Regions from separate parts of the Homo sapiens genome. Here region 1 is linked to region 2. The links are chromatin contacts, found by POLR2A ChIA-PET in ENCODE. All regions are on one chromosome and are shown on one strand. The core of a region is the stretch at or near the end of the contact, and the rest is flanking DNA. Distances in the headings are between cores, read along the strand shown.

The links. ChIA-PET counts read pairs that join two places held with the same protein, here RNA polymerase II (POLR2A).
Region 1: POLR2A ChIA-PET joins it to region 2 with 10 read pairs in activated CD8-positive, alpha-beta memory T cell. The contact joins the promoter of C11orf16 here to the enhancer-like site in region 2. POLR2A ChIA-PET finds 5 or more read pairs at or near these places in 2 of 52 experiments (WTC11 and activated CD8-positive, alpha-beta memory T cell).

The regions. Positions count from the first base shown.
Region 1 is chr11:8,931,347-8,935,918 of GRCh38, forward strand. It overlaps C11orf16 (chromosome 11 open reading frame 16), which reads right to left and starts at 1,601. Exons shown (of 7, transcript NM_020643.3): 1 at 1,555-1,601; 2 at 796-980. The coding sequence starts at 962. RefSeq lists an enhancer at 1,220-2,058.
Region 2 is chr11:8,796,289-8,800,865 of GRCh38, forward strand. The region is part of intron 1 of DENND2B (DENN domain containing 2B); the gene reads right to left. All of the region lies in intron 4 of DENND2B-AS1 (DENND2B antisense RNA 1), which reads left to right. Among named protein-coding and RNA genes, the nearest start is that of DENND2B, 12 kb to the right of the region's middle. Within about 2 kb of position 3,188, at least 3 of the 41 ENCODE cell types and tissues checked have a DNase peak (open chromatin) inside an H3K27ac peak, as active enhancers do.

The DNA of each region.
Region 1 (4,572 bases), core at 351-2,850, 130 kb after region 2:
CTGAGTAGCTGGGAATACAGGCATGTGCCACCACGCCCAGCTAATTATTGTTTTTTCTTTGAGACAGAGTCTCACTCTGTCACCCAGGCTGGAGTGCAATGGTGCGATCTCGGCTCACTGCAACCTTTCCACCTTCCGAGTTCAAGCAATTCTCTGCCTCATCCTCCTGAGTAGCTGGGATTACAGTCACCCGCCACCATGCCTGGCTAATTTTTATATTTTTAGTAGAGACGGGGTTTCACCATCTTGGCCACGCTGGTCTCGAACTCCTGACCTTGGGTGAACCACCTGCCTTGGCCTCCCAAAGTGCTGGGATTACAGGCATGAGCCACCATGCCCAGCCAATTTTTTGTGTGTTTTTAGTAGATGGGGTTTTGCCATGTTGGTCAGACTGGACTCGAACTCCTGACCTCAAGTGATCTGCTTGCCTCGGCCTTCCAAAGTGCTGGGATTGTATACAGGTGTGAGCCACTGCGCCCAGCCAAGTCTCAGCATTGATGGTAAAATGAGCTATAAACTTGGTAACTGGCTATCCCTAACTGCCTTCTCTTACTCATGCCAACTGCAGCATCTGCAACTCTGCTAAAGCCAGATCAACCCTGGAGGGCTCTGGGAGCACAATGTAGGCTGGAGTGACAGACCCCACACAGATATGCCAATCATAGGCCAAACAATGACGACCCCTTTCCACCTTCTCAGGAAGCAAGTCTGTCCACCAAGGTCTACCACCAACAGCCAAGAACAAAGGAAAAAGAAAAGGGCATCCACTTCCCCCAGAGGGGCAGAGACAGGTACCTTGCAAGGGGCTTGTGCCCGGTGAGCCAGGGTGCTTGGAGGGCAAAGGGGTAGGTGAAGGAGAGGTCCCAAGGTGGAGCAGCACCGTCCCAGCCAGGGGCCTTCAGGCTTGTGGCCACGCTGCAGTATTTGAGCAAAGGCATCCTGGGCCCCGTGGAGGATTCCATGGCCTTCAGAGGATCCACCTGAGAATAGGCACCACCATTACCTGAGCTGCAGCTTGAAGCAAGCAGTGGCCACCGGGGCGAGGCAGGGCTCAGCTCTGCAGTTAGCTGCCTCTGGGGACAGTTGAGTCCATGCACGGCCCTACCTGCTCCCACAAACTCTCACAGTTTCCTCTTTGAGTCACCTGCCTTGGGAACCTCCACTCAGGAAACAGGGAAGGGATTGGAAGAGCAAGTGCTGTGAGTTTAGAGCAGCCCAGCTTTAAATCCTCCCCTACAGCCTGCTGGCTGTGTGCTCACTTAACCTCTGCTCTCCAGTTACACTCAGGATAGAATACATGGAAAGCACCTGGCGTATTCAGCAGCTCAACTTATGTTAGTATTTTTCCTCCTTCCTCCTCCCCGGCCACCTACAAGGCTAGTTCTGGCCTCAGGCAAGCTGAGATCTCAGGGCCGTCCATCCCCTTTCCAGCCCTGTTCAGAGGAGACAGCTGCCACCAGGGCCCAAGATCAAGCCGCACTGCTGCAGCCCACCAGAGCCCCGTGAGGGTCTGCCCCTGCCCAAGTCCACAGGTCTGACCCCACAAGGACTTACCCACAGCCCCAAACTCCCAGCCTCCACCTCAGCCTCAGGCTCCTTCTGACAGTTGGGGCTCAGGGTCTCAGCCCAACCGACTCCTGGTTGCCACGCCGGTTACCATGGGTGCAGCCTGGGGACGCTGTCGTCTGTGGCCAGTGAGTGCACCGAGCATGCGGAGAGGGGGACAGGAGGCCTTGGGAGGTAGGGGTGGGGCAGGAAGTGATGGGGGAGGGGGTGTTCTCCAGGTTTCCCTTTGGAGAGAAGAGGAGGAGGAAGAAGGGAAAAAGGCCAGTGTAGCCTCAGTTCTCCAAAGCTCAGGCTGCTCCACTGCTGGAAGAGTCAGTGGTGGTGGGAAGCCCTCACGGATCCCAGGAGACTCCTGTGAGGGAGGAGCCACCTCCGCAGAAACTGAGGGCGTCCTCCCTGTACACACTAGAGGCAGGAATGGGGGAGCCACTGGCGGCCTGGGGACTCTAGGATAGAATTTGTCCCTAGTCTAAACCAAAATAACCAAAGGTGTGGGCCTGTTTGTCTATAACAGGCAGGACTCTGTTGAGGAGCAGAGGTGTTGTGACCATTTGGAGTGAGAGGTGTGGACACTGGCAACAAAGGAACAGAAGTCCAGATTCTGCTTGTGGGAGGGGCTCGTATTTGGAGGCCTCTGCCAGTCACTGTGCACTGGTTATATGCCTGGTATGCAGGCACGTTTGGATGTGTCTCCCCCACATTCATACCCCGCTTCTACCAGGTCCTGTTTCAGTTGGCAGATCCATGTGGATAGGGAGGCCAAAGTACCCACCTCCAGGGGTAGAGTGGGTGTCAGTCACCCCTTCCATCCCCGTCTGGCCCCAGGGGTTGGTCAGGCAGTGGCGTGTTCCTGAACCTCTCCAATCAGCAGGAATCTGGAGACTTTGGTTGGGAATCCTGGGATATAGGCTTTCTCTTTCTTCCTATGCCTGAATAAGAAAGCTGATAGTTCTGAGAGCCTCTGACAGCCTTTTGGGAACACTGAAGCTATTCCCAGAGAAAGAGAGGATAGACCTCAGGAAATAGAGGGTTGGTTGGTTTGTTTGTTTTGAGACAGGGTTGCCCAGGCTGGCCTCAAACTCCTGGGCTCAAGGGATGCTTTTGCCTCAGTCTTCCAAGGAGCTCGGACTACAGCCATGCACCCCAACGCCCAGCTGAAAATAGGTTCTCGGTGACAGTACTGAGTCCTGCCTGCAGGCAGTGCTGCTACTCTAGGCCTCAGCTCTGTGAGCCAATAATTCCCCTTATTGATTATGCCACTCTGGATTGGGCTGTTTCTTACTTGCAACCAAAAGCCTCTTAACTGATGACTGCCCTCCCGAAGCATCACTTCATAGTCAGGAGAATGACTGCTGCCCAGGACCGTATACCAAGGCGGAGTTATTTGGCACACAGAGAGTCTAAGAAAGACCCATGGCCGGGCGCGGTGGCTCATGCCTGTAATCCCAGCACTTGGGAGGCCAAGGCAGGTGGATCACGAGGTCAGGAGATCGAGACCATCCTGGCTAACACAGTGAAACCCCGTCTCTACTAAAAATACAAAAAATTAGCTGGGCATGGTGGCACACGCCTGTAATCCCAGCTACTCGGGAGGCTGAGGCAGGAGAATCGCTTGAACCAGGGAGTCAGAGGTTGCAGTGAGCCGAGGTCGCGCCACTGCACTCCAGCCTGGGTGACAAAGAAAGACTCTGTCTCAAAAAATAAAAAATAAATTAAAAAATACCCGTGAAGTCTCTGGCAGTGAAAGAATGATTCTTGAATGAGACAGTGGGATTTCAGTGGAGGAGGGGAAAAGGAGAATATTCTAGTTTAGGTAGGAAGTAAGAGAGAAGAGAGAAGGATACATTTGCGAGACTGTGATTTTCTGTTTGGGGGAAATGGGTTCAGCACATGCAAAATCACATTGAACTTGCTTAGGAGTCACATTAAAGCAGACTCACATCAGAGTGTGGGTGTGAGAGTAATCCTGCTTATAGATTACAGAGGCATCATCGCTAATCCCATCAGATGTTATCTTACATATAGGAAAAGGCCAAAACTCGGGTCATTTATCTTTTAAGGAATGTAGTGACTCAGGCAGGAGATGACGGGGTGGAGGAGGGAGAGGGGCGTGTACTCTGTCCTGTCGTGTCTTCAAAGCTTCTTTCTGAAGAGCGAAAGAGCTGCCTGCGGTAAGAGTCAGGGGCTTTGTGAAATGTTGCTGGCAAGGAGAAATGAGAAAACACGGCTTCTTATGTTTGCTGCTTTGTTTTGCAGTAGGGAGCTTTGAAAACTAAGCTGATAAATTTAAACAAGGTGGCGTTCAGAAGGAAGTCATCAGGCAGCTTAAGCGATGAAGTGACATGAAATACCTTCAGAGAGAGTGAGGGTGGAGCCTGTTGAGAACGCATCCCAAGAGGCCAGACAGGAGACTGCTACCAATAACCCAGACACAGGTGACGGGATTGGAATAAGAAAACAGTGACAACAGATATTCACCGACACCTTCCTGATTTGAGGCTCTTTGCTGGGTACTAGGAATAGAAGATGAATAAGGCTGGATGAATTATCTTCAAGGAACTTGCAGTCTACTGAAGAAGACAGAGATAGGTGTGTAAAGTGTCTAAAGATAGCAGGATAGCAACCACAAGAGAAATATTTATACAAAATAAAGGAAGAAGTAACGGCTAGGATAGGAAGTTGGAGAAGACTTCATAGAGGCATAGCAGTGGAGAGGAGTGTGATAGACAGTGTGGGATAGGTCACTGACTGGGCCTTGGGACAGATGGGACCTGGGAGTTAAAGGAGAAGGAAGAGCTGAAGCTGGCCATGGAAGCAGAAATAGACACACTTTGAAGGCAGACCCCAAGATACGGGGCAGGGACTGTCCTTCCCAGGTATGAAGGAAAGGCCTGGCAGCTCCAAGTTTTCTAGCTTAGAGAACCTAGAGAATGGTGATGCTATGGACAAAACAAGATAATGATAATAATAATCAGTAATGATGGCCAGCCACAGTGGCTCACACCT
Region 2 (4,577 bases), core at 1,938-4,437:
CCCAGCACTTTGGGAGGCCAAGGTGGGCAGATCACCTGAGGTCAGGAGTTCAAGACCAGCCTGGCCAACATGGTGAAACCCTCTCTACAAAAATACAAAAATTAGCCAAGCATGGTGGCGTGTGCCTGTAATCCCAGCTACATGGGAGGCTGAGGCAGGAGAATGGCTTTAACCAGGCAGGCAACGGTTGCAGTGAGCCAAGACCATGCCACTGCACTCCAGCTTGGGTGACAGAGAATCCATCTCGAAAAAGAAAAAGAAGTATCAACCCATAGAAACTAGTCAATGTTCAATTTCCAAGAAGTGAAATTTGTGGCCTGATACATTTCTTTTCTCAAACATTTCCAACAAACTTGAAGACTCTAGAAGAGATCTGTACGCTAGGAAATCAGGGTTTATTTACAAACACTAGTTTACTGACAAATTACTTACTTTTTCCAAAAGTAAATTCCATCTTCTTATACAATAGGGGGAATTGCAATCTAAGACATCTAACTACTTATGGAGCGTTAAGGAGAAAGGCCATTTTTTTCCTGCCCAGAGGGAGAGATGTAAGTCAGGTTAACTGCTTCCAAGTCTTGCCACAGCCCCACCCTCCCCAGTTGTTTATATGGACTCGCATTCTCAGTATTTAACCAGGTACCCCTTTCAGAGAAAGCTAAAAAAAACTCATTCAATTCTGCAAACATTCAAAATGTGACCATAAATAACACATAGTGATACAAAGGAAAAAACTCATTAGATGTTCTAGATAACCAAAGAAGAGCTGCATTTGATATACCAACCAGAGTGGAAGTGTGGCAAGAACACATGCTTGGAATCAAACAGCCTTAGATTTAGATTTTAAGCAAGTTAGCTACTCCACATCCCTGCAGATGTTACAACATCAACAAATTAACTCACAGATCATTGTAAGGATTTACTAAAACAATGAAATAAAAATGCCTAGTATAACACAATGCTTAGAACAGAGTAAACATTACACTAATGTCTTACCGCTAACCTAAAATCTGCAGAAAATTTAAAAATACATAGTGCTTGATCCCAAGAAGTATGCAGACTATATTAATTCGACTTCCTTAGCTAAGCAGGTATGTCTATGCCCACTTCAGATCCCTTCTGTTTCCTCATATTCTTATCCCCTTCCCCCTTCTTCCCCCTTCTTCCTCCTTCTTCCCCTTTCTTCCCCTTCTTCCCTCTTCTTTCTTCCCCCTTCTTCCCACTTCCCTCTTCCCCCTTCCCCCTTTCCCCCTTTCCTCTTCTCTTCTCTTCTCTGAGACAGAGTCTTGCTCTGTCTCTTCTCTTCTATTCTTTTCTCTGAGAAAGAGTCTTGCTCTGTTGCCCAGGCTGGAGTGCCATGATCATAGCTCACTGAAGCTTCAAACTCTTGGGTTCCAGCGATCCTCCCGCTTCAGCCTCCCAAAGTGTGGGGGTTACAGGCATGAGCCACCATGCCCAGCACCCTACTCTTTTTCCTGATTCTTCTCCATCAGATTCAATGTTCCTCTCTCTCCCTCTCAAATTTCCATACCTTATCCCAAGTTGTGCCACCATCCTCCACCCCGACACCCCCTTGCTCCCTACATTCTAACAATGATGACTTCCTAGGTGTCCTTTCTGCATGTCAAGCTCTTTCCTACCTCAGGAGCTTTGACAGCTGTTCCCTTTTCCAGAAAGGAACTTTCCCCAAATCTGCACATTAACGGCTTCTTCTCATCCTTGAGCTCACAGTTCAAACGTCATTCTCAGAGGCCTTCTCTAACCTCTCAGGTCCCTGTTACTCTCTCTTTTACATCACCATTATATCCTTCCGAGCTCACAGCACTATCTTGATCTCATCTATTGATTTGTTTACTTGTTTACTGAAATGCTTCCCCACTCACTACACGTCAAGCTCCATGACAACAAGGACTTCAATGTCTTAGTTATCTCTACCTCCTCGGCATACAGAACAAAACCTAGAACAGAAGGAATGCTCCATAAATATTTATTGGATGAATAAATACATTCAGTTTCCGAAGCAAGAGAGGCAGAGTTAGATTCCCCCTCACTCCTTCGCTTTCTCTAACTGGTGACAGTAGAAGATGGAATCCCAGGGAAAGATTGTAAATTAAAAAGAGAACAGACTGAGGATTAACTTTTGGGGAACACCAAAAAATAAAAGCCATCCCAACCCCCCCAATGACAAAACATTAAGGGCTATCAGGGACCCAGGAGGATGGCACAGGTGTTGCAGTCTCCACCGCCTTTTTTTGTTTCTACAGCTTTCCAGAAGAAGCTCAGCTTCTTCCTGCAAGGCCATGTAGACATCTGGCCTTCGGTGTTTTTCAGATGAAAAGAAGTCTGGATATCACTGCTTTGAAAACCCATCTGGGCACATAAGCAGAATAGGCACCTACATCTAAATGGAGGGAAAAAAAACCCACCTGGGTTTACCAAACAGTTGTGGGTCCTGCAACTGGAGGGGGTAGGAAAGAAAATAAAAAGGCTTTTCTATTTCCACTTAATGAGATTTAAATAAAACAACAATTTCCGGTTGCTTTTTTTTTTTTTTTTTAGACGGAGTTTCACTCTTGTTGCCCAGGCTGGAGTGAAACAGCACAATCTCAGCTCACTGCAAACTCCGCCTCCCAGGTTCAAGTAATTCTCCTGTCTCAGCCTCCCAAGTAGCTGGGATTACAGGCACCGGCCACCACACCCGGCTAATTTTGTATTTAGAGACAAGGTTTCACCATGTTGGCCAGGCTGGTCTTGAACTCCTGACCTCAAGTAATCCACCCACTTCAGCCTCCTAAAGTGCTGGGATTACAGGCCTGAGCCATTGCACCCTGCCCTGGTTGCTTTCTTTTTAACCTGGATCCCTGCCACTTCCCCCTGGGTACTTATTAGAGTTCAGTTGACAAAACCAATAGCCCTTCTTACCTCCAATATCTTCACAACTGGCTCTCCCAGCACAGCCAAGCCAAGAGCAAACCCTGAGCATCAGTGATGACTCAAATGCAGAGAGGCAGGGACTCGGAAAGGACAGTGCTACCTGTTCCATTTATGTTTCAACCCAAAGGGATAAGTCAATCAGGAGGTTGGAGAGAGGCAGAGAACATAAGAAACTTCAGTATTTTCTTTCCTTTCTAGATTCAAAAGCCTCAATTCTCAGAACATACCAGCCAGAGTCCAAGCCACAGACTGCAAACCAAGGTCACTGCCATTGCCAAGCTTGTCTCACATGTCCTAGCTATTTTCTTCTCACACTCATGTACCATCCTCCTTTTTCTCTTTTTTTTTTTTTTTTTTTTTTAAGAGACAGTGTCTTGCTATGTTGCTCAGGCTGGAGTGCAGTGTGTATTCACAGGTGTGATCATTGCGCAGGACAGCCTCAAACTCATGGGCTCAAGCAGTCCTCCTGCCTCAGCTTCCTAAGCAGATGGGACTACAGGTGCCCAAAACCAGAGCACACTCCTTTATAGTTGCTGGGGTCATTCAAGTTCCTTAATTTCCTTTCCCTACTGGCATTCCTTTTTGCTAAGTGGCAAAGTATATACACACAAGTCAGACCTTTTTGTCCTAAGGTCTTTGCAAATGAGTACAAAGTTCCACGTGTAGTGTCTACAGTCCTCAGTCTTCACCATGTATTTATTATTATTATTATTATTATTATTATTATTATTATTATTATTATTATTTTAGAGACAGGATCTTGCTCTGTCACCCAGGCTAGAGTGCAGTGGCACAATCATAGCTCACTATAACCCTGAACTCCAGGGCTCAAGCAATCATTCCACCTCAGCCTCCCAAGTAGCTGGGACTACAGGCATGTGTTACCATGCTTGGTTAATTTCATTTATTTTGTAGAGATGGGGGTCTCATTATGTTGCCCAGGCTGGTTTCAAACTCCTGGCCTCAAACAATCCTCCTGCCCTGGCCTCCCAAAGTGTTAGGATTATAAGTGTGAGCCATTGCATTGTGTCCGGCCTTTACCATCTTTTAATTACTCCATCAGAACACATATTAGGTCACAAATTGCTAATAAACTAAATGGGAGGGAGATTCCAGCATAACTCTGCAAGGAAACTTACCTCCACTAAGGAGTACGGGGCACAGTTTTGGGAGCTCTATGCACCATCGAGGCTAAGCTTCTCCTGGTTCTACAAGGAGCTACTGTCGAATCTGAGCCCCTGCCTGTGGAAGCCTGCAGAAGTAAAAAAGCTGAAGAACAGGATGTTTGACCATCATCTAGAGTTTGGTCTTCTAAAGCAAAAATAACCTTACATTGTAAACACCCTCACTCAAAGAGAAAATTTGTGAAGCCTCTACTCTTAGGAACTCCCTATTCTGCCCTAGGCCTGTCTGGGCTCAGCAGGCCCATAAATTGGCACTGTTGATATGACCTTTCCAGGCTGTATTTCAACAAGAGATAACAACAAAGCTCAGAGCTTTGGTAGCACTCAAAGAAGATTTGAGGGACTTAAAACACATTGCTAAATTTGGCAGCAAAAGTTCCTGTTCCCTGAAGTTGCAAAAGAAAATCTCTTTATAATTTACACTTGTAGATAAGGAGCTATTCATTCTCTTTAGAAACA